3 separate regions of the Mus musculus genome follow, and all the other regions are linked to region 1. The links are chromatin loops, found by intact Hi-C in ENCODE. Cell type or tissue: gastrocnemius. All regions are shown on one strand. Each heading gives the region's core, and the rest is flanking DNA. Links, peaks and the distances in the headings are about the cores only. Region 1 overlaps Hoxc12 (homeobox C12). Region 2 overlaps Gm36560 (a long non-coding RNA gene). Region 3 overlaps Gm36560 (a long non-coding RNA gene).

The links. Hi-C counts contacts between places; a loop is a spot of excess contacts. Peaks named below come from ENCODE experiments on the same cell type or tissue, not always from the same donor. Only the 100,000 strongest peaks of a DNase experiment are listed, where the experiment ranks them.
Region 2: it touches region 1 in a loop (5-fold over the local background); 12 of 42 quality-filtered maps call a loop at or near these places.
Region 3: a loop joins it to region 1, with 2.8 times the contacts of the local background. A loop is called at or near these places in 7 of 42 quality-filtered maps.

Annotation. Positions count from the first base shown.
Region 1 is chr15:102,938,305-102,946,640 of GRCm38, reverse strand. It overlaps Hoxc12 (homeobox C12), which reads right to left. Exons shown (of 2, transcript NM_010463.2): 2 at 8,032-8,336. The coding sequence ends at 8,124. Hotair (HOX transcript antisense RNA (non-protein coding)) reads left to right here. Exons shown (of 2, transcript NR_047528.1): 2 at 810-2,579. Among named protein-coding and RNA genes, the nearest start is that of Hotair, 5.5 kb to the left of the region's middle. In gastrocnemius, for the core only: a CTCF peak has its summit at 3,181 (motif pointing right); no DNase peak of the experiment used is centred there; H3K4me3 peaks cover 2,904 bases; H3K27ac peaks cover 1,968 bases.
Region 2 is chr15:102,757,860-102,766,195 of GRCm38, reverse strand. Gm36560 (a long non-coding RNA gene) reads right to left here. Exons shown (of 7, transcript XR_001781775.2): 3 at 6,992-7,086; 4 at 5,271-5,409. Among named protein-coding and RNA genes, the nearest start is that of Gm36560, 7.7 kb to the right of the region's middle. In gastrocnemius, for the core only: a CTCF peak has its summit at 4,227; a DNase peak (open chromatin) is centred at 4,215.
Region 3 is chr15:102,780,099-102,788,434 of GRCm38, reverse strand. The region is part of intron 4 of Gm36560 (a long non-coding RNA gene); the gene reads right to left. Among named protein-coding and RNA genes, the nearest start is that of Gm36560, 30 kb to the right of the region's middle. In gastrocnemius, for the core only: a CTCF peak has its summit at 3,197 (motif pointing left); DNase peaks (open chromatin) are centred at 2,823 and 3,184.

The DNA.
Region 1 (8,336 bases), core at 141-8,140:
TAACTCTAATCATATCTTATGTAGTTATAAAATAATATTATTGACACCCTATAATTATCTATTATCTACTTACTTGTGATAATTACAATATTAGAGGAGGCAGGTCTATGCAGACATAGTGAATCCAAGCTAGTATCCAAAATGAAAATGAAACTGGATCAGAGATCAGAGTACTTCAACAGATCTCATCATTTCTCAGCAGTGTTCAAATCTGTAAGCCCGACCTCCTTGTTTTAAGAGTAACTATTTTTCTTCTATATTCTCTCCCTCTCCCTCCCCATCTCTCTCCCTCCAATTATCCAGATAATTGCATGAATTCTTCCTTGAATACCACTGTGTAGTCAGGGTAGGGGTTTCAGCCGGAAGTGGAGGGGACAGGATTCCACACAGGGAGAGGGAGCTGAGTGAGTCCGGTGTTCCTACATTCCCAGACTTTATAGTTCTGTCTAGTGTTACATTGTTTCTTCAGGCAAAGATCTTTGTTTCCCTTTCAGTCATATTTCTCCCTCCCTCTCCCTTTCTCTCCCCCCCCCCTTTTTGGTCCCTTTAAAGGAGACTCAGATCATCTTGTGCTCTTAATAGATGACTATAAAAGTAAAATTAATTCCCCCCTGCCCTTTAATATCAATATCTCTCTGTTAAGTATGCACATCAGCGAGAATAAACAGAATTAAGTGCTACAACTCAAACCAGCAATTATACCCAAGGTGGTTTTTTTTTTCTTCCTTCCATGGGTCTGGCATATCTTGGGGTGTTCATTCTGGTGCAAGATAACCGGGGCATAGTTGTTTATTTATATTTTTTACAAGCTCATCGGAGCACGATAGAAAAGCAACTGTAAAGGCAGAGAGAGTAAGAGCGGAAGGAAGGAAGTCAGCGCCAACGTAGACCAAAAGGAACCACCCAGAAATGTAGAAAAAGGAACCGGCAGAGGTCCCCAACATCGGTAGAAGGACAGAAGACACGCACGGAGAAAGGTTTATGTTTTGTTTTGTTGTTTTTTAAATTTCAACTTGGAGCTCAATGAAGAAAAGGCAAAATATAGGCCAGTGGACCAGAGGACCGGAAGAGGACCAGTCATAGCTCACAGTGTGCCGGGTCCAGATGGAAGGAACTCCAGACAAACCCCAGTGGCAGGATAGGCACAGTCCTGAAGGCTGGGGGCTCGCCCCTTGAAACCCTCTTCGCAGGCTGCCTGAGTTCTTTTGCTCTCCTTATCATCCCCATCTTTATGACGAGGCTTGTTAACATGACCAGCGATCTGACCACGCACATCTATCTCCACCGCACACGCACTCAGCCGAGCAGCTGAGCTGGGGGGACTGAGAGGCACTAATTAATTGATTCCTTGGACTGTAAAATATGGCTGTGTCTACACACACGGAACCTGTGGACTCATAAACAATATGTCTGCAGATGTGAGTGCACTGTCTCTTAAAGAATTTTTCTATAGTTATGTGCCTATTAGAATCCAGGATTTGAAAGACTCAAATAAGATTGCTTTTTCATAAGCCTCAACACAGTACAATGTCAGAAAATTCTGCAAAAACTTGGGTTATGGAATAGGTTTTCTCTGCTGTTACTGTAGACACACAAATTGGCTTCTGACTGCTAAGTGTTAGGATCAAAATCAAAGCCCAGCTGAGAAGGCCTGAATGAAGCCTTTGCCCTTCCTGGGAGAAGGGGAATGGGCCCAGGTTCAGGCCTTACTTCATAATGCTGCTTAGGCTCAAGATTATAATATTAATATATATATATATTTACAAACCCTAACCTAAAGGAGCCTAACCCTAACCCTTACCTAGCTCTCCAGATCACTGTCCACCCCTTAACTATCTGCCTGCATAGAGCATTGCTATAACATGCTTGCATTAGTCTTGGAAGAATGTGTCTTGAGATGCATAAGTAAATAGCTCTAACAATTCTATATAATCATGATTCCATAGTGAATCTTGATGCAAATAGGCGTTAATATGTTCTCAACAGATACCAGCTTCAGACAAGAGACACAACAGGAAACTAAAAGTGACCATTTATACAACAATGTTTGCTGACATACATGGCTATTTCAAAGACAAAAATACTAGGCAGAAATAGAAAAACACAAATAGAAACACAAATAGAAAAAACCAATTAACCAGTGGAGTTTGTCATTACCAATGTCATCATTGCTTCCTGATTTTGGGTGACTCTTTTAAACCCGGCTGTGTTCCCTTCATTCAGCACGGCAGAGATGGTCTACCTTCCCATACCTTCAGCTCTGGCTCCAATATTTATTTTTAAAAAAATCTTCAGAGAAATGTATACCACAAATAATATGTGCATCTAAAGAATATGCCAATATAATTTACATATTTTTTCATATACTAGGCTGATATGCACTTTGTATGTGTGTAAGAATGTGATATAATTCTGAGTTTTTACTGCTGTAGTAATATTTGGGTGCATTTCATGCAATAGTTCCATATGCTACAGAATGTAGATACACGTGACTAAATGAACTCAGAAAAGCACACCCTTTATGTAGGATATATGAAAGCCTTGCTTACAAATGCAAATAAATTCTTGTTTGTGAATCTAAAGGCTTTGGTTCATCTATTTTCGGTATCTCACTCTGTCATGCAGCAGATGAAAGTGCCTCTGTTATATAGTATAAGAAAACATCTTATTTGTGCATTTTAGTCTCTTTTCATATATCAGTTTTGGCCACAACAGAGCTAAGTGTGTACTTATGGAACATCTTCCCATGCTTCCGAGTGAACCCTCTGCTCCCACAGATGGTTTTCCAGACAAGGTTCCATCCACTCAGACAGGTCCTTGAAGGAAGTTCTCCACTCTCCACTGGATGACAGAAACAGGCATTCCGAAGACTGGTCTCCAATTCCTCAGTAAAAAGGCTTTTGACTTGAAAAGGGGAAGCCACACGTTGGCAAGGGGCTAGTTCTCAAAGGCTAAAGGATGGGTCTACTTAAGGCTCAATGCCAAGCTTCCGCACAGGCCTTAGGAGAATCACCACTGGCAAGTTTGGCTAAGGAATCTTTTTAAGAACCTTAGTTTCAGCAGCCTAGGTAGTACCTCAGACACAGACTGTTCTTCAAGGTTCCTTGCAAACTCAAGGGACTGGAGACTGGGCGGCACCAGGTCCCAGAGACACAATCTCCACCGCTCTGGCCAGCAGGGGTCATCCCGTCCTTCCTGGGGGCCTGGCAGCACTGGGAAACCACCGAGCTGCTGGCGCTGTTGGGATCAGAGCTGCCGGGATCAACCAGTGCTTTCTTTGGGCGCGCTAGGTTTCTTCCCTGAAGTGAACCAGGGACGAGATTAGTCAGAGATCTCAGAACCTTCTCCCTGTCTCCTGCCTCCTGATCCCTGCCTCAAGGCCGGGCACCGAGGAGGCTTGAGTCCGGGAGCGGTCTAGGCGCCCGCGTCATCTATCAGCGGCGACGAGCCTTTGTCTCGGGCCTCCTCGGGAGAAGCAACCACCAGAGCCGGCTAACCGCGCTCAACCGCCCCCAAAGGCTGCGATCTAGCGGGAGAGGCACGGGCCATAGACCTTTGCGCTGAAAATCGGTAACTGTTCGGAGGTTCGCTGCCAAGAAGAGGCGTCCGTCCTCTCTAAACCGAGACGAAATGTGTGCGGGGCTGCGGCCGGCCGGCGGGTGGGTGATCAGACTCAGGCTCCGCACCGCCTTCCGCGTTCACAGACGCACACCGCACAGAGGTCTGGCAGCTCCAGGGTGCGTTTCTACAGCGGCCTGGGCCCTGCAAACCCTTCCCTGCTTTCCCTACACACACACACACACACACACACACACACACACACACACACACACACACACACACGAAGGCCGAGCGGGTGGGCGGGGGTGGGGTGGGGGTGGGGGGGCTCGGCCTGCCGGAAGACTAGGTCTCCGGGGTTTGCTTTGTTTGCGGATCTGGGCCGGTGGTCCCTGCTTCATTCTGAGTTTGAGCCATCGATCCAAGGAGCTGTGTTTCCGCCTGCATTAGCATCTACGGAACTCGGACTGCCAACCTCTTCTCTTGTCAGCTAGGTAATGGCGTAGGCAGTGCAGATCAGCGTGCAGAACTTCGTGAATAATCGTGTCCAATACAGACTTGATTTGGGATGATAGAAGACTATATACACGCAGCAGACCAATTATTTTCCTACCTAGATTATTCAAATAATCCCATTTTCTTGCTCATTTAAGACCCAGTTACAAGCACAAGATGCCCTTTTTCCCCTTAAAATTGGAGTCAGTTAGACTGAGAAGCATAGTCAAACAGTTGTAACAATGATGAAATCGCCACCTAGACAGAGAGACCCAGGTGTTGCTTCTTGGTTTGAGAAGAGAGCTGTAGTGTTTTTCCCTTCATTAACTTCCTCAGTTTATTGGATCTGGGAGCCTGTATAGAACACCATCCCACAAAGTGCCCTCTATTTCATATTGGAAATGTCTGGGAATATGTCAAGGGAATAAATTAGAGACCACTTACTACTCATGGTCTTCTTAACATCCCCACATCCTATTTTAGGCCAGAAAAAATTTTCACTGTATATATATCCTGTGTAGATACATCATAAGAAATGAATAGCCATTTGCTTGGATTCACTGCACTTCAGATCCACTCTCCTATATTCAGATCCAAAAGCCATCAGTCCTTACCCCAGCTCTTCCCTGACAGAAGCCGACCTCCAGGTTCTCCTGAATTCTAGGGAAAATTTTATATAAGCACCTCAGGGCTTTTTTTTGGGGGGGTCTCCTTCCCACCTGTATCCAGGCTCTACAAGGGAGTTGGGAATTAGGAATGAAGGGAGAATGAAATTTGATTTAAATGTGCTACTCTCTATGGTTAGGGTCCTAAGAAAAGAGAAGAGAGATTTCAGGGCTGAAGGCATGGTTGACTCCACTGAGACTCCCTGCTATTCTAGGCTGGGCAGGGGGGGGGACATAGAGATGGAAGAATTTGGATAAGACCCTCCCCCCCCCCCACTGCAAGACTGGAGTCAGACAACTGAGACGGGGTAATTGATGGGCAAGAGGTAGATTCAAGTGTCCAGGCAGAGGGAAGGCATTTCTTAGAGAAAAGAAGAATCCAGTGGAGGTGCTGCTGCTCCAGGGGAACAATGCATACCACCCCAGCTTTGAGTCTGGCTCTGGCTCTGGCTCTGGAGAGGCCCTGAGAGGGTTGCTGGCTTCAAGAATTGAAGACTATTTCACCAGCTCTAGGGGTCTTTTGTCCCCTGCCTACTTATTTCAGAGCACACAAAATATCTTCTCAGAGTGAAGCTACCAGTTTTGAACCACAGAGTTGCAGCTCTTGGCCCACCAGTCATTAGCCAACATATCCCAGCCTCGCTCCCCACCCAACAACAGTCTAAGGACCCCTAGTCACAGCTCTGATTCTTTCCTGCTATGCAGACCTCTTTTCTGAAGCCAGTTTTTCCTCCTCTAGGCTGTCCACATTAATTTTTACAGCCCAGTGACTCTTCAAAGCTCCCTCTCCTTCCCCAGTCTACCGCCCCCCAATTTTCTCTCTGCCAGTAATTGCTTGGGACTAGATATGGCAGCTCATCAACAGATCTTGGTTGGTCATATATTTTTGTTACCCATGCAACTGCTCTTTCTTTATTATTACACATTTATTATTTTTATCATTCACCTGAGCTGGAGAAAATAAAATAAACAGCTAAGGGCCTAGGGCTTCTGTTCTTTCTGGGTAGAGGAGACTGTACGTGTGTGGGGGGGAGCCCAGTTTTAGAAATGGTTCTCAAAACATCACATCATCATACATCCATGTTTTAATTATTAATATTAACATGATGAAGCAGCTCTGTACAAGGACTATATAAAGGGAAAACGTGCTAAAGACAGATGCTTGAATAGGGGAGTACACTACACAGATCTGGGAAGGGAAGTAAGGAATACTGACTACCACAGGAACTACAGAGTAGGTACCAGAGACACAATCAACAAGACAAATATTGACAAAGAAGCTCACAGAAGTCAAGTTTAAAGCAAAGGAAAGAGAATATTGCATAACTTTGCCTCCTTCCTTTTGGGGTGTTCTAGTCTCTTTCCTACCAGGCTTCAGGAATCAAATCAGAGTGGTGGAGCTTGAATCTAGAGACCACCAGTCATTGGAAGTGCTGCACAAGGGGATACAAACAGGGAGAAGGGTAGTACTCCATTCCCATGGCCCTGTCACAGGAGATTGTGTGGACAGCTGGAGTGGAGATGCTTTGTGGGAACTTGAACATAGATGAACATGTGTAGTGGGAGGGGAGATGTGTCAGGTGCCCAATGGAGGATCAAGGCATGTGATTGTATTTCCTCTCTATTGAGCCAAATGGAAAGACCAAGAAGCTGCCTGCTTGCAAGTTTAGTAGGGAGAGAGATTTGGACCCAACAGTTTGCTTGTGTCTCTGCACAATCCTGTAAACAAACTTGAAGCCACGTGCTATTGGGAGAACCCAGTATTCTGTGGCTTGTCCTTGGAGAGTTGGGAAGCCTCTCTTCACCTCAGTGGGCGGTTTCACACTGCTCAAGCTGCACTTAGCTCTGCCCATCCCCTACTTCTCGATCCTGTGTTCCCACAGAAGTGAGGCAGCAGACAGGAAGCTGGTGGAAAGAGTAAAAACAGGGTGCAGGAGGGCTGGTGGGTTATCTGGACTGTTCTTTCCAGAGCCGGCCAGCCTCATAACGTTGGGTCTGGGGCTGAAGGCTGAAAGGATTTGTGAATAAAAAGCCTTGTCTTTGGCCTCCAACTGAGTCTGGGGATGAGCCCCTCCCTCTTCAGCTCTGGCCCCGTACTCGGTGGCTAGCTGGCCCGGAGGCGGAGGCAGCGGATCCTGAGACAAAGGGCGATGTTGGGGGGCGGGTAGGGGATAGAGAGAAAGGAGTTGGGTGGGGGACTGCAGCGCCCCCTCCTTCATTGTCACCAGCCTGGGAAACGGGTTGAGCTGGGCCTCTGCTGCCCGTAGCCCCTTTAAGGGTAGATTCTCCTCCCGCCTCGTAAATTACGCCGGTCCAGCCTCCGGCCGGCCGTGACCGTGAACGCCAGCGGGAAGAGAGAATCAGCAGGCCCGCTGCTGTAGGTGCCGGAAACGCTCCCTGCCAATCAATACCGCTCTCTGCAATCCCTTCCATCACCTCTTTGGGCGTCCCGGAGGGCCAGGTGGGGGTCTCTGGGGGTGGCTAATGAACCGGTGTCTGTGTGAGTTTGGTTCTCAGTTCCCCCTGTTTACCGCTTCCAGTCCACAGTTGGCGTAAGTGATGGGAAAAGTAGCTAGCACACCTGTGCTCGCCTGGGACAAGCTGGGGACTTAGCAGCAGACTGAAGACCTTGAAACTTTTCTAGATCTGTCCTGGAGAGGATCCAAAGCTGTTTAGTCTATTTTCCTGCAGGGTAGTCTGCCAAATACAGATGCTTCAGCCCAACCCAGTGCTCAGGCTGGAGGACTCAGATGTGGGTAGGATCCAGGCCTTAACAATCATTCTCTCAAAGGACACTTTCCTTCTTGGTCCCTAGCTTTCTCTAAGCCTGCCACAGCTCTCTACCCTTGCCCTTAACTCATTCCACGGGTCTTCTCTGTTGTAGTTCCTACCTCTCAACTCCATCAATTATGAGTTTGGGCACATTGGTTCTAGTGTCATCAACCTTGTCTGCTCCTCCAAGTATAGAGACTTAAGACCAGAAAGGGAAGTGGTGGAAGGGGGCGAATAAGTGTCTGGGCCGCTGCTTTCCCATAACCTCAGCGGGAGGCACAGCAGCTCCAGTCCTGCCTCAAATAAACCACCCCTGCCCAGTGTCCTAGCCTCCTCTTGTTTCTCCTGGGCTTCTGCCTTCTCCGGCTAGGTTAGGTTTGTTCCCTTTTCTCGGGGACCCGCAGGGCCTGCTGAGTGTGTGTGTGTGTGTGTGTGTGTGTGTGTGTGTGTGTGTGTGTATGTGTGTGTGTGTGTGTGTGTGCAGGAGGGAACCACGAACAAAATAGACAAGAGACGTCCGGGAAGGGCCTGCCAGAAGGCCTGGCGTTGTAAGCGGGACTATGTCCCAGGCTGCGCCCCCTCTTGCTCCACCAAGGCAAGCTTAGTCTGGGGCTAGCACGCTTGTCCTGCTCCCTAGAAGAAGGAGAGAGCTTGCTCCCTCAGCAGAAGTCTTTTCTTTTTCATTCTCCGGTTCTGGAACCAAATCTTGACCTGCTGATCACTAAGATTCAAGCGGTCCGAGAGTTCCCTCCGACGCTGGCGTGTGATGAACTCGTTGACCAGAAACTCGCCCTCCAGCTCAGCCAGCTGCAACTTCGAATACGGCTTGCGCTTCTTTCGCGAGCG
Region 2 (8,336 bases), core at 99-8,098, 180 kb after region 1:
CTACAAAGCCAGTTTGGACTGAAGGCAGATGCCGAGACAGGACAATTAAAAAATACACACTCGTGTGAGAGAGGCCGGAGGCTGGGGGTAAGGGGGTGGGGAGAGCATGCATCTAAACATTAGTCAATAATCCTGGTGACAGATAAATGGGTGTTATTATAAATACTATTCCAGCAACTTTTCTGTTTTGTGGGATTGGTATTTTTTAAACTAAACTTAGGTTGAAAAGAAAACAAGAATACTCCAATATGAAAAGTGATAGAAAAGTTCCTCCCTGCAGATGACTGTTATAAACAAGTCTGCCTTTGCTGGGGTCGGGGGTGGGGGTTAGGGTGGGGATGGGGGTGTGAGATGGACCCAGAATGATCAAGTTCCAAATTAAGAACTTTAGATTAGAGAAGTGGGTGGCCTGAGAAACTCCCTTTGTCTTTGATTTACAACCCCAATTGTCAGCAGGTAAAAAATGCCTGGAAAGAAACCACAACCTTGGCTCACGTTAATATGGTTATAAAAATACATGCTGTTATTGTCATTTTGTAGGACTAACACAAATTAATAAATCAGGGCCCCAAGCTTGAACACTGAGCAGTATGGGGGATGAAGGTAGAAAAAGCTACCTTACAAACTGAGGTACTAAGCATGTCTTCAAGAAGTAGGGATGCTTGAAAGGCAGTGAACAGGAAGCAGTATTTTTTTGAGCTGCAGATAATGTCCACATATCATTTTATTAAGCCACCATAACAGCTGTGTTAGTCTGTTGTGAGGAAATGCCTGAGGTGAGATAACTGTATAACGAAGGAGGTGTGTTCAGCTCACAGTTCTCTAAGTCTGAACAGTGCACTACTGGCTCTCCTGATGCTCCTCTTGTTGGCAGAGTCCCAATGTGGTGTGGGACAGCACATAACAGGAGACAGGGAACGTGTGTGCTGCTGCTGCTGCTGCTGCTGCTGCTGCTTCTTCTTCTTCTTCTTCTTCTTCTTCTTCTTCTTCTTCTTCTTCTTCTTCTTCTTCTTCTTCTTCTTCTTCTCTCCTCCTCCTCCTACTCCTTCTTCTCTTCCTCCTCCTTCTTATTCCTACTCCCTCCTTCCCTCCCCTCCCACTCTCTCTCAGAAAGCTATCAGTACTCAAGCATGACAGTCTACCATGACAACCTTTTCCTGTCACCTTCCAGAAGCCCCATTTCTGAACACCTGAATTCACGTCTTCTTCTTCTTCTTCTTCTTCTTCTTCTTCTTCTTCTTCTTCTTCTTCTTCTTCTTCTTCTTCTTCTTCTCCTCCTCCTCCTCCTCCTCCTCCTCCTCCTCCTCTTCCTCCTCCCCCTCCTCCTCCTCCTCCTCCTCCCCCTCCTCCTCCTCCTCACTGTGTTTAGAACAGTCTTTCTATATTTCATTCATTGACCTCAAATTCATAATCTTCCTGTCTTGGAGTCCTGAGTACTGGGATTACAGTTGTGTGCCATCATGCCTGTCTTTCAACCTTCCTCCTCCTTCTCATGTGTGTATGAGGTACACAACTCTGTATGCAAGCAAGGGCCAGAAGAAGGTACTCTGCTCTATCACTATATTATTCCTTTGAAACATGATCTCTCACTGAACCAACAGGTATGCTGGCAGACAGTGAGCTCCCTGTCTCTGTCCCCTACAGCTCTGAGGTTGTGGGCATACACTGTACCTGAAATTTTTACATGATGCTGGGGACTTAAACTTGGGCCCTCACGCTCATGCAACAAGCACTCTTTCCTGCCACACCCTCTCCAGTTCCATTTTCTATCGTCTTCATAGTGGAGTGGAGATTAAATTTCAGCACATGAACCAAGTGTGGTAGGTACATCTGTAACCCAAAACTGAAGAGGTAGAGGCAGAAGGATCAGGAGTTCAGGGCCAGATGTGGCTACGTCAAATTTAAGGCCAATCTAGGCTGCATGAGACCCTGTTTCAAAAAGCACAAAAACTAAATCAATAAATTTCAATACATGGGCTGGTGAGATGGCTCAGTGGGTAAGAGCACCCGACTGCTCTTCCAAAGGTCCGGAGTTCAAATCCCAGCAACCATATGGTGGCTCACAACCATCTGTAACGAAATCTGACTCCCTCTTCTGGTGTGTCTGAAGACAGCTACAGTGTACTTACATATAATAAATAAATAAATCTTTAAAAAAAAATTCAATACACAAACCCTTGGGGGGAAGCACACTCAAATCATATCCAATTCATAGCAATGACTCAGTAAGTGTTACTGTTATTTTTACTATTGTATTTGGTGGAGCAAGAGGGCTTAAATCATTTCCCTGGTTAAAAAAAAAAATCAAAAACAATAGTTGGAATTTGGAACTGGCTCTTTGTGACTTTGAAGCCTATAATATCCTTTCTGTATCAGCACCTTGCCTCTATGGAGAATACAGAAGTTCCAAACAGGGCAGAGTGGTGTACACCTGTAGTTCTAGCAGGGAGATCGAGAGTTGAGGATCATCCTCAACTACATAGTAAATTCCAGGCCAGCCTGGGCTACATGAGACCCTCTCAAAAACAAAAACAAAAAAACAAAAAACAAAAAACAAAAAAAAGGACAAAAAGGAAGGGAAAAGGAAGGGCTGAAGGACAAGGCACAGCTTCTGTCAACATCTTTCCTTTCCTTTCAAATAGCTAGATAGGTCAGAGACAGAAAGTCCCACCTAAACCATCTTCTGCTAAATCCTAAACCAATCCAAAACCAAAAAGTCTTCAGACAGTGATAAGAAAGGAGATTCCAAAGACCACCCACCTCCCACCGTGGCTTCTCCAGGAGCCCCCACAGGAGATTTTAACTCTAATGCCTTTCCCCACAACTTCATCATCTCCCTCTGCTTGCAGGTTAGTGGCAGTCTAGTAAAACATGTCTAGACACCAATTATAAGTAACCCTCCTGAGACTTCACCAATCTATTCCAAAAACTCACTATCACCTTCCTAAGGAGGGGGAAACTCTCCTGTCCAGATAAGGACATGCTAGGGGAACAAGTGGGACTTTGATTTTTCATCTGCCAAAGGATGAAACCAAGAGGAAGGCATTCTGGAAAGATGGTGGCCCAGTGGCAGGAAGGTGGTTGTGATTTCCCTGACAAATCAAACACCTCTGGATTTGGCTTTCCCAAAGCTCAGCAGCCACCCAAGGCTTCCAGATGCCGCTGGCACACACTGTTAAGAAACATCTGCCACAAAGAACGGCCCCAACTGGGACAAAGGCAAGGAAGAAGGCAGACGGTGCCAGTTTAATGAGGATGGTTTAACAAAACACCCTTTAAGCTTCCTAATTCACTTGGCCATTTGCTCCTCAGAATTAGCTGCCAATCAGGAGCAGACGGGAGAGAGGGATGTTTACTAGAGAAACACAGACTCTCCCCATCCCCAACCCCAACCCAGAAGAGCATAGTACCAGTCACCCCATTCCAGAGCTAAGGATGCACAGGGATGCGGGGAATGAGGGCTGAGCCTATAGGTGCTACAGCACCCTGGTTTGATTGTTCTTGACCAACAGAGGCCAAATTAGAAGGATCAACCACAGACCCTCTATGGCTCAATCCTGTGTTCAGCCCTGAGCTCACCACACCTACGGCATTCTTAGAATTTCTCAATCTTTCTTGGAAATGTCAGGCATCAACACTGACCTGTCTCAGGCGTCTCTGAATGTCAGATAGGAATATGGACTTTGAGATTAAGGGATAATGGGTATTTTGAACATATGACCGGAACAATTTGAATTTCAAAAAGAAGAAAGTCCCAGATTCCCCCCCCTCTGCCCCCCACATACACACACACACACACAGAGAGAGAGAGAGAGAGAGAGAGAGAGAGTAGGAGGTTGACAAAGCAACCGGTAAGGATTCTGGTTGTATTCGGAGATATGGCATGACAATTTAGAATAAACCAAAGAAACCTCAAAAAAAAAAAAAAAAAAAAAAAAAAAAAAAAAAAAAAAAAAAGCACTGATTGCAGACCCTGGGGGATCACTCAGACCAGCCCACATGCCTTGGCATCACCATTCCTCAGCCAGAGTCTTTCTAGAAGGGTCCTACAGTTTGTAGATGCAGTATATCTAGGGACAGTCCCTGGTCTACCATCCCAGCCTCCAAAACAACAAAATCCACTCAGATTCACCCCAACAGCCTTCAGAGTGCCGCCCTTCCCAGCCAGAGGCAGCCTGCAGCCCTGAGTCACACTCTCTTGCTTGCTGCTCCGTGCCTCGCAGCAGATAATTGAAGTGTGAGCGCCCTCTACCCTCTTTCTGGAAAATGGCAGTTTCCTCAAAGCTGGCAAAATCTCACAAACTCACACACACACACACACACACACACACACACACACACACTTTACCCAGACATACAACTTCAATTTCTTGCACGGTTTTACTTAATTTAAAAGACAAGTTAGTAACAAGGCCTTGGTATTATTCCATACAATGTGAATGTGTGTGTTAGAGAAAGGAGGGAGCAAGAGGCTGGAATACAGCTCGCCTTCTTCACAAGGCTCTGGGATTGATGAAAACGGGGAAATGGAAAGGAAGAGATAGGAGGGGGATGGAGGGAGAGAGGGAAAACATAAAAGAATAGTCCATAATCAAATGAATATATGGTCCACAATGAATGTTGGTTAGAATACTCGTTACTTGGAAGGATGGGGAAGTACAAAGGGAATTTTCAGCACTTGCTACAAGTTTCCCAATATCACGTGTAAATAAGCTCACAGATGGATTCCCATTAATGTGGGTTGAATGGAAAGACAGGAAGTGGACGATTCCTACACAGTTTCAACCCCCTTCAAGTGGACTGCACCAAAAGTTTCTAAGTGATAAGACCTGGATTCAAACGACTAAAATCATATGTTAAATGAATGAGTTTTGGGTTTGATCTCTGGCACTGAACAAAAATCAGATTCCAACTGAGTATTAGACAGGCAAACTCCAAGTTAGACAATTTAAGCACCAAAAACAATTATTTTTTTCAAAGGAATTAAATCAAATCAACATCCCTCCCTTACCTTCACCCCCCCCCCAAAGTTAACACCGACACCATCACTACCAAATTGCCGTATATCTATTTATATATAAGGCAAAGAATAGACTTTCTTTCCTGTAGGACCTTACGAATAAAGCATTCCATGGGTGTTCCACTGCCCTCAAAATAAGTGGCAGATGTATAAACCACAGATTGGAAAGGTTCATTATAAATTAAAAGTTAACAGCAAGGTAGTTGGTGTCATCACCATTGATAGAAGACTCAGCGAATGCTTTGTTTACCTGAGTTGGCCAATTAAAGAGTGCATTCCACCTCAGGTCAGTCAGGGAACCAGCAAAGTGGCATCTTGATGGTGGTGTAAGGCTGGAGCTGTGACACTCTTGCCTCCCAATCAACCAGACCTCATGGCTCTCCTTCCACCTTGATGGCCATCCAACCCAAAAGAAAGCAAATTAAACAAAAGCAAATAGATAAATAAATATTTTTTAAAAAAACTCTACACACATTCTAAACCAGTTCACCAGCACTCTCAATCACATTTAAATGTTTAAGATCCACTTAAACATTTGCTACACCTACTAACATGACCAGGCTGTGGTGGCACACACCTTTAATCCCGGCACTCAGGAGGCAGAGGCAGGTGGATCTCTGTGAGTTCCCATACAGCCAGAGTTGTGTAGAGAAACCCTGTCTCAAAAAAGACAAAAATAAACCAAACTACACAAACAAACAGATACCGATGCAGATCTAGGCTCTAAAATATGGTAAATCTGAGTCTAGTACTACGTGAAGAAGAAAGAAAACGTCTCAGTAGTGACTGTTACCTGTCTCTGGGGAAAGAGATGTGAGACCCAGGTGGCCTCCCTGAAGTGTTGGGAAGAAAGCTGAGTGGCTGAGTTCAGCTCATACAGAAGGAGACAAATATTCAAGCTTTCCTCCTAGGAGTCCTCAGGAATGACCCCACCAAACTGTTTACCAGGCAACTTTCCCCGACCTGTAGACTTCATCTCACTGCATTCTTCCGGAATGTTCCTTCAGAGAGTACTTGCTCTCCTTATCTAAAATAAAACTCCTCTGGGTGGAAGCTGACTTGTGTTCCTGTAGTGAAGCTGGAAATCGTAATTCTGCAAGTAAACACTTCTGGCTGTAACCAAGTCCTTGACTGGATGCTGTGCCAGTCCCCCAAGCAGAAGTATAAGCTTTTCCTTAACTCACGCGCTGGCCACCATTACAGCACCATCCTAACCCACAGACGCTGGATTCCGAGGCCACAAAACCCTCACCAAATATCTACCCACACCATATAGAGTCTATCGGATGTCAACCAAGATCCATATAAATACACCAAAACAGGTTTGCTTCTTTCCCTCCCTACTTACAGAGTCCCTGCTCCGTGCCAACAATACAGGGATTTCCACTGTGGGTAAAGAGCCAGATGTCCATAACTTCACAGAAGGATACAGGTTCTCCATACTACCTACAGTATTTTTTTTTTTTGGTATGGTTGTGAGCAACCTGGTGTTTCTGAGACCCTTGAGAACAACTTCAGGATAGTTTCTTTATTCGTGATCTGACACATTAAGAGATTCGGTTACAGCCGAATCTCTTAATGTGTCAGATTACACAGAATCCGATTGTGGAAGGAAGAGATCATTACTAGGGACTGGGCCTTGCACCAGGTGAGCACTCTACTACTGAGTTATCTCCCCCATGATTATCTCATTTAGTTGCCCAGGCTGGCCTTGAACTCACTGTGTCTCTCAAGATAGCTTTAATTTGTGGTCTTCTTGATTCAATGCCCTGAAAAGCTGAGATTACAGACCTATTAACAACAACAACAACAACAACAACAACAACAAAAAGACAGTCAACTTGAGAAATCAAAAGAGACAAATCTGAAAAGCAAGCATCCCTACCTTAGTTCACAACAGACCAGACAGGCAAAGTGGGATAAAGCGAAACAGGGTGTAATGGACCAAGGGGTTGGAAAGGGGATGCTGACCGGACAAATGGATTTTCTTTCTTTTTGTCCATGGTCTCTCCTCCCATTTCTCAGTGCAGCTTTTTATCAGTCCAGATCTCCTCAGGAAAAAAAATCTGGAGGAAGACAGGGGGAAGACAACCATCTGGTTTACGTTCCAATCTAAAGCTTAGTCTAACATAGGGAGCGTTTGTAGACAAAGAGCTCTGAGCCACACTCGTTTTTCCCAAGAAGCCCTGCTAGGTAAGTCCTGATTATTCCCACCAATTCCCTATTTCCTTCTAAGCATATGTGATGTTTTGTATATGCTTGGGCCAGGGAGGGGCACTATTAGGAGGTGTGGCCTTGTTGGACTAGCTGTGTCACCTAGGCTGGGGGGGCGGGGGGGCTGCGGATTAATACCCTAGCCCTAGCTGCCTGGGAGTATTCTGCTAGCAGCCTTCAGATGAAGATGTAGAACTTTCAGCTCCTCCTGCACCATGCCTGCCTGAATGCTGCCATGTTCCCACCTTGATGATAATGCACTGAACCTCTGCACCTGTAAGCCAGCCCCAATTAAATGTTGTCCTTACAAAAGTTGTCTTGGTCATGGTATCTGTTCGCAGCAGTAAACCCTACCTAAGACAGCATATAATGTAGACATTCATCCAAGAGTCCTGTCTGTCATAACCTGTGTCTGTTTCTAGACTAGTAGTTCTAAGTGGTCAGAGCCTGCAGCCTCCTCTCACGTGAACCTCCTCCCTAATGCCATGACAACACCCTGCATATAGATGGTTGAGAAAATGTCAGCTTTCTCTCTGGGTATCTTCCTTCACACCTTACCATGTTGTTGGGTGTTTCCGTGTCAGGGGCAGGCTGCTTTCTCTCTCTTTTCTCTCTTTGCTCCTAGACTCTGCTTAGTTCCTCTCATAGCCCCATATAACTTCTCTACACCCCACCATCTTCACAGGAAAGCTGTTTTGTGGTGGGGGGGGAACACAAGATCACATGAATCAAATGAAGGTTGCATTGTACCTCAAATTTCTGAGTTCTTATCAAATATAATCAGTATGACTCCAGTCAAGACCCAATTACCTTCTCATAGTTCGTGTTTCACCATCTACAACAAAGGGCCTCTAGTGCTGTGCTTCCTGGGGGACACTCCTTATCTTCATTCTCTAGCTCTATCTAACCCCTGATCTATCTTGTGATTTCTGTGTTAAGAAAAAAGTCCAACTCTGCGGTTTGGGGTAAACAGAAAGAATGGAATTGAGGGGCTGGAGAAAGATGGCTTCTGTTAACAGTGCTTGCTGATCTCATCAGTTCCTAACTCTCACATGGGTGCCTCACAACCACCTGAAACTCCAGTCTAGAGATCTGATGCCCC
Region 3 (8,336 bases), core at 84-8,083, 160 kb after region 1:
ACATGTCATAACAAATTTAACTTATCCTTTCTGTTTAGTTCAAATAACTTTTAGAAGATTCCATCCCTTCAGGGTGGTAGAGCAAGGATCAAGCCAGAAAAAAAAAATCAGTCTGGGTAGGAAGTCGCTGAGCTAAGCCAATCTAAAATCCAAATTCTGCCACAAATAATCCAGAAAGCATATTATAAGTCTTCTGTCAACTCTGCCCAGTCATCACCTCTGTGGGGCTGGATTAAGGGGGGTCAGGTAGTGATGGTGGGCTACCCTGGGATCTCACAGACACCAGATCCTAAATGACCAAGGATATCTACTTCAATAAACTCATGGCTCCCACAATAAGCCACATATTGCTCTCAGCCTAGAAAAAGAGCCTTTGCTTTGTTTGAAAGGTTCTAGCCATTCCCCTACCACTGCTGAGAAAAACAAATGTGCTCTCTGCCCTAGTTTGCCTTTCAGTGTTGTGATATATATATGTGTGTGTGTATATATGTGTGTGTGTGTGTGTGTGTGTGTGTGTGTGTGTGTGTATTGTGTGTGTGTTTATAATACGATAGATAGATAGATAGATAGATAGATAGATAGATAGATAGATAGGATAGATAGATGCAGAGTGTGTTGGCACAAGCCTGTAATCCTAGCACTCAGGAGGCAGAGGCAGGTGGAACACTCTGAGTTTAAGGCTATCCTGGTCCATATAACAAGTTCCAGGACAGCTGGGGCTACATACAGAGACTCTGTCCTGGGGGTGGGAGGTGGATTATACTTGCCCAAATAAAACCCAAATGTGGCTGTTCATGGAAGTGCTGAGAAGGCAGATTTAAAACCTATCCCTCTAAGCTTCAGCCCCTCTTCTGTAAGGGAATAGAATTCCTTTTCAAAAACCTCTTGTGGAATTGTATAAGATAGAAAAGCCTATAATAAATAGCTGGTGCCATTATTTTCAACAATGCGGTTATCCTTGGTCTATCAGAACTGGGTAAACAGGAACTTGGGAAATGGCTTAGTTTGTGCAGTGCTTTTCATAAAAACATAAGAATTCAGATCTTCAGCACCTGAGTGAAATGTTAGATGCGTTGGTGTGCACCTTCAGTGCCAGCATTCAGGAAGCCAAGACAGAGGCTCCCTAAGGCTTACTGAACTGGTGAGGAACCCTGTCTCATATAAGGCAGAGAGTGACTGGGAAGATACCCAAGGTCGATTTCTGACCTCTACCCTCTACACACATACACACATATTCTCTCTCTCTCTCTCTCTCTCTCTAGCCATTCAACTTCCAATTATCAATTAAGTGAAGCCAAAAGTCTATGTCTAAGAAATAATGTGAACCCAAGAAGGTGACTGTCACTGGGTCTAGGAAAGAGCCACAATCCAAGCATTACCTTGACCCCTCGACTTCCTTAAGGATTATCAACTTATATTACAAACCCACAAAAGAAGAAAAGAAGGAAGAGTGGGCTTAAAAAGTCAAAACACTGTTCTATAAACCCAAGGAATTCCTTTTGCCCTGGCCCCTTAATTTAACCACATCTTATTTAAGCTTCGGGCTTCTTCATCGCAACATCTCAGATCACTGTGAAAGTCCTTCCTGAAAACTAACCACCAGGACCTCTGCAGTGCCTAATTCCCTGTTGCTTGTGTTGTCTCTAAAACCTTCTTCATATTTCTTCAAAATCACTGATGAAGGCTGAGAAAAGAAATGTAAATGAGGATAAAAGAAAGCCAAAAGGGTTTTTAATAGGTAGCAGTGGGTGGGCTTAAAGGACAAGCAGGTTGGGATGGGAACATTTGTAGGATAATAATTACAAGACCAAATCAGCCAAAGTTGTTGGAGTGAATAAACTTTCTCCACTTCCTCAGAAAGAAATAAACCTGATGAAGAGAGAGACAGAGACAGAGAAGAGAGAGAGACAGACAGAGAAACAGAGAGAGACAGAGCAGAGAGAGAAGGCAGAGTAGACCAGCAGGCCTCTTACAGAAAATCCCTGTGGACTATCAAGATGCCCCTAACTGAGACACACCACGGAGGTTATTTTCTATTGTATCCTTTAACTTACACCCACAGCATAAAGCTCCTTACACAGGTTCAAAGCCAGCTTCAGGTCCTACTCCCTGCTTCTGACTCAAGTGCCCAAAGAAGGAATGCAACTACTCCTGTGTGCTTCTGATTTTAGGTACAACATGTGGCTTGACTTAGACAAGAATTTGTTTGATTTAAAGATTCCATATGTACCACTCAGGTGTCTGTCCCATCTATGGTAATCAGATGTCTATCGTGTGTAAACCCCTGTCAGTTCAAAACAAGTACATCTGTCTCCTGCAACAAACACCTCTTCAAAACTATATGAGTCCTTTGTGTCTGTACCTTGGTATAAAGAGATAACCTGCAAGCAGAGGCTCAGCCTCTTTCCTCATTAAGGTCAATTCTTACATAGAAGCTGATTTCAATTGAAGGAGATGGTTAGGAGCAGTGAGGAGTACAGCTTTGACTAGAGAACCTTGCATTAACTGAAGTCAGACCGGCTCAGTGACAGAAAGATTCCTTCACAGTGACTAAGAAGATACATCCCCTATAAGAAGAGAAAACATGAGCCTAAGTTACAGACCAAAGTGGGAAACAGGGTTAGGACCCGCACCTGTCCTCCAGAAAAGACATGAGCTAATGCTCCCAACTCCTGTACCAAGAGGATAGATGCATTATCAGTGGCAGGCCCCAAAAATGGGAAAACCGCATGTGGCTGCTAAAGAATTGGCCCATTGGGTGCTTCTCACAACCCTGAGTGTCTCTAGCTGCAGCAGAAATCTAGGAATGTCCAGGGGGGGTCGCTAAAGCCATGCAGGAGACATCTTTCCCCCTCTAAAGCCAGAAGGCCCTGCCCTTCACTCTGAACCTATTGAATGAAGAATGAATGAAATCCGTTCGCCTTTCTGTCTACCTCCATCTCAATTTCACCCGTTTCTCACATCCGTGGCATTATTTCAGAAGCATCTGCCTTGATCTGTCTCCAGGTCTCTAACAAGATCAAAGCTCTTAACACCTGTTTTGCTTGCTAACTCCTAGGCTAAAGAAAAGGGGCAGGGTCCATCCCGAGGCAAGGGGAGGGCCCTGACTTACACTCTTCCCAAGCAGAAAACAGTTTGGGAGGCTGGACCAAGGAATACGCCAAACCAAGGTTGGGTTGGCAAACGCCCCCTGGTGGAGAGGCTGTTATGCTCATCCTGCTATTGGATTTCATGTTGTTATCCAAGTAACAAATAGAATTAACCCAAAACCACAGTAGGATAAGTGTATGACAGTGACCAGAAAAGTCTTTTCCCCACACCTTTATCTTAAAACAGCTTTCTATTGCTCTCTTGTACAAAATTTATCTATTATGGTTAGATATTTATCACAATTGGTAATTATTTGGTTATGTGTTCCTGGTTTATTTTCTATCTCCCACCAGGAAAAGCTCCATATTTGAATAAAAAGAAACACCAATGATGAAAACAGTATAACGGAATAAATCTACCAAAATAAAAAAAAATCCTGAACTCCTGCCCAGATTTTATTAGCAGAGTCACAACACCCCTACCTCCCTCTGCACCTTCCCTTCCCTACAACCAACTGTGCACCACTCAGTAAACTTACTTAATAATTCTCCAGCTCTCTGTAAGCACTATGTAGAGAGCATAAAAATAAACAAGGGCCCGAGCTCCAGCTCAGAGCAGAGTGCTTGCCCAGCACGCACAGATTCCCAGAACTGCAAAAATAAATAAATAAATAAATAAATAAATAAATAAATAAATAGGCTGCCACAGACAAGGACTTCAGAAATTCAAAAGGGGGGAGGGGGCACTTCTCTGGCTGAGTTTGACCAAGGCAGCCATGATGATGTGGTTCCAGGAGCAAGCGGATACTGCAGGGGAGAGACACAGCTAAGGAGAAGGAGCCACCGTTTGACATTGAGCTTATGAAATGTAAACCCCATAAGGCTCAAACTAACACTGCAAGAACACGTGTGGGGCTTTGGAGAGAGGAGACAGGGCAAAAGCCCTAGTCCAGGTTCTGTCCCACTTGTCCCTACCTGTCCTGATCAGGTCTCATGTCTGGGATATGCAGGATTCAGACAGGGCAGGGTGCCCATTAAGCCCCCATCCACATGTCTCTTGCCCTCCCCCCCCCCACTGAGTTCTTTATTAACAATGAAATGATTTCTTAATCTCATTACTGAGAAAAAACACTGAGCACAGAAAGCATATGCTACACAAATTAAGTTGGGTAATTTGCATACCTGAGCAAAGAGATAAAACCCTCTCCCTTCCTTCTCCAGAGTCAATTTTCCTTGATCTTCTGACATCCTATGTCAATAAATATCTATATTTCCTCACGCCCAGGACAGAAGATGCTGTTAAATGTCAAATGTAAAGTAAAGTTTGTCATAAAAATCCCTCATAAAGAAAAAAAAAAATCTCCCAGCTACCTTCACTGGAAGATGGAGGGAGGGTGCTCTGTTAGGTCTGATAATGTCTGGGCTGACCGACACCCTGCTTCCAGGAGTACCCCAGACCACCTTTGTGTGAAGCTCTTAGGAAAATATGTGACATTCAGCTCTTCCTACCACCCTGTTTCTGCTGAAGCCCAGGCTGGGTTTTTTGTTTTTTTAAATGAAACACACCCAGTGTATAAACAACCAATTTCTCAGTCTGAAGTCTAGATTTCTTAGTTAATATGTTTTCAAGTTCTCCTTTCCTGGGATTACCATATGCAGCCTCCCACCTGGACAGGGCACAGGTCAGGAAATAAAGTGGTTGCTCTGAGCACCCTCCTGAGGGCCTCAGGAGAGCGAGTGGTGTGCACAGACAAGGGTGACTGTGTAGTGGGCTAGCAAGTAAAGGACAAGCCAGCACTGCCTCTCGGCTGCTGTTTCTCTTTCTCTGCAGACCTCCTCTGATTATAGCAGATTTATAGGGGCCCCAAAGCAGCCCAGCATCTTAGCCATAAACTTCCCAGAAAGAAAACTCGTTGAGGTTCCCTTGAGAGGCGATGAAAAAATAAATATCAGGGTTTGGTACAAACACATCAGCCAAGACCAGAGGTGGAAGAGAGCCAGTTCCCTATAGCTGGTTTAACTCATTCAGGATTTGTACACACACCGTACACAAGAAGTCTAGCAAACAGACTCCTGTTTACAGACCTACTCAGATAAGCACACCCCTCTCCTGGGAGCACAGTTCCAGTCGAGTACAAACACATACGTGTATACTGCACTCATACATGCATTCAGACGTCCAGGGAGTAGCCTTATCCCCAGCCCCTCCCCCCTCCTCAGTTACTGACTGCAGGGTGGGGCACAGTGGAGGTGAATGAGGGAATGTCTGAGAGCAAATGTCTTGCATGTGTCAGTGTATCTTTGACTACGTTCCAGGAAACAAGACAAAAAAAATTGTTTTGTTTTTTTCATTATTCAACATTTGTAATGTGGTCCACAGTCTTTTAGTACACCAGTGCACTTTGGGGATCATCTATCTGGTGTGGGGAGGCTCCTCTGTGCAGTTCTTAGCTCAGGGGCCTGGCTCACAAGGAGTACAGTGATGGCTTCCATTCTTCCTTTGCACAAATTGCCTGTGCTCTCAGAGCTTCAGTCTCAACCTATGTAAAGTAGGTTAACCTATGTAAACTCTATTTAACTCACGAACAGTTGCATTTGTTCATGCTCATTGTGCAAAGCATCTAGAATGACATATAAGGCACAATATCCAGTAAACCACAGTGATTACCGTCATCGTTGTACTGGGCACCAGGGTTATAAAGAAGTCATGTGGAAAAGAGCTGGGCTTTTCTCTTACAGGTTCTAGAAAGCATGATGAGGCTGGGCAGATAAAAGGAAAGCAAAAGAATGTAGAAACCGAGAGCTTATTTCAGCCCAAAACACAATTTAGTCTCCTAAAGTCAGGGCCTGCTGTGAAATTTTAAGCAAAATGCTTAGATCAATTATTTTCCTTTCATTGTATCATCTGTATGCCCTTAAAACACTTCACATCTCAGAGGGGAGTTCTGGAGGCAGAAAGGACTGGTTTGGTTTTGTCTGGAGACAGGATGTTACTATGCAACCCAGCTTGGTTTCATACCTGTGGTCCTTCTGCCCTAGCCTCCAAACACTGGAAGTACAAGAGCCAACATGCCTGGGGTCAAATAACGTTTTGAGTTGTTTTGTTTTGTTTTTTTCTTTTTTCTTTTATGGGGCTGGAGAGATGGCTCAGTGGTTAAGAGCACTGACTGCTCTTCCAGAGAACCTGAGTTCAATTCCCAGCAACCACATGGTGGCTCACAACTATCTGCAATGCGGTCTGATGCCCTCTTCTGGTGTGTCTGAAGAGAGCAATACTAAATACATAAAATAAATAAATAAATCTTTTAAAAAAAACTTTTATGTTATATGTATCTGCACATGTTCATATATGTGCTCACGCATGTGAAGACCAAAGATCAATGCTCCAGGTATCTTGCTTAGTCACTGTCTACCTTATGTTTTGAGATAGAGTCTCTCACTGACCCTGGAGCTTACTGACTGGACTAGACTGACCAGCCATCAAGCCGCAGGACCTTCCTGTCTCTGCGGTTACAGGTGCACAGTGCGATGCTGGGCTTTTGATGTGTGTTCCTGAAATCTAAGCGCAAGTCTAAGCCACCATCCTAGGCAGCAAGTGCTTGACTCACTGCAACTTATAATTCACTTTGCACATTTTCATTTCAGAGTAGGGCCCCTTCTGAGGCCTTCAGACCAAACTAGAACACCCACAATGTGTTTGGCCAGCTAGAGTCTTCACCTTCCCACTTTCCTTAATTGTCCCTATTAACCCAGAAAAATATTCTTTGTGTTTGACTTCAACACATTTCCCCTAACATTGACCTTCCCTTGTCCTTCATTCTTACTGTAAATAAAGTATATAAAATTCAAGACCTTAAGGAGAGTTCTTAAAGGCCCGCCCGGTAACGTTTTTCCCATCAACTGTGCCTCCAGGTCTCTGGAATTCTGTGCCTTCTATATTTTGCTTGTCATTATCCCATTAGAAATCATCACAAGAGATTTTTAAAAGCATTAATTTAGCCCCTGCCACTGTATTCTTAACCAAGCAGGCATCTGGTCCCTCCTTAAAGCCTTTGAAAGTTGAAAATATTCGAGTTCCCATTACAGATAGTTAAAAACTCCTACCTCCATCCCTCCACCCCCATAGCTGCCTCAATTAGCATCATTACTATCGTCAAATTGTCACCCACTTGATTAAGGGACAGTACAACCCCGGGGCGGGGGCATGACTTCTATGACCTCTCTAGTTCCTTTCAGTCCATCCATCTGAAACAGGGGAAACAAAGTTGGCCACAGTCCCAAACTATGCAATGCCTGCTGCAGGGAGGCCCCTGAGGACCAGGCAGACTCCAGCGTGGGCACAGCAGGCATTTTCTCAAAGTAGGTAGAGTGCCAAACCATAGTGACTGGTGTGGGAGGCCTGGAGACAAGGAGGTGAGCCAGTACTCCTCCCTTCCTCCCCAATTCAACTTTCCCAGCCTGAGCCCCTCCTCTTGGGCTCTCAAGTCCAAAGTTCCCAGATCCTTCCTGCCTCTTACCCTAAGTCCATACCCCAGGCCACGTGACCCAGCCTGGGGCTTCTTGGAGGTTCAAGAGTAGGCAGGTCACTTGGTGAGCTTGTTTAAAATGCAGATTTAGTTTCAGTAGCATGAATTATGGCCCGTGATTCTACACGCTTAACGAGTTCCCAGGTGAGGCCTGTGCTACTGGACCACGAATCATACCTGGAAGGGTGAGGAGCTAAATGATTACAGCAGTTTCTCTAACAGTCTCCCAGGAAGAGTCCATCTATCCAACTCCATCTGTCTATCTATCCTCTAGACAGCAATGAGAATCATACCTCATACCTTCCTGATTCAGAAATCTCCCTCCGTGGCACAATACACAACACAAACCTGGCTCATAAATTCCACAGCAAATGTGGAAAAGGATATCCTTCATAGGAGCCTCACTTCCATGGCTCAGAAGGTCCATGGAGCCTAGAATTACTGTCCCATATCTTCTCCAATCTGCCTAGCCCTCTTTTATTTCCCAAATTGCTCCACAAGCATCCTCCTCAAGGAAGCACCTCTTGACAAACAGCTCTCTGGGTTTCTGCTCACACCTTCCCCTTCCAAAGAAAGGATGTCTCAATCCCTTCGTAGTTACAAGCTCTTCATACTTCAGTACCAGGCTCACTCTCTCTACTGGGTATAAATTCTCCCCCACGAAGAATGGTATATGTTCTCACAAGGTTTTGGCACTCAGAAAAGCATCTAAAGGGTCTGG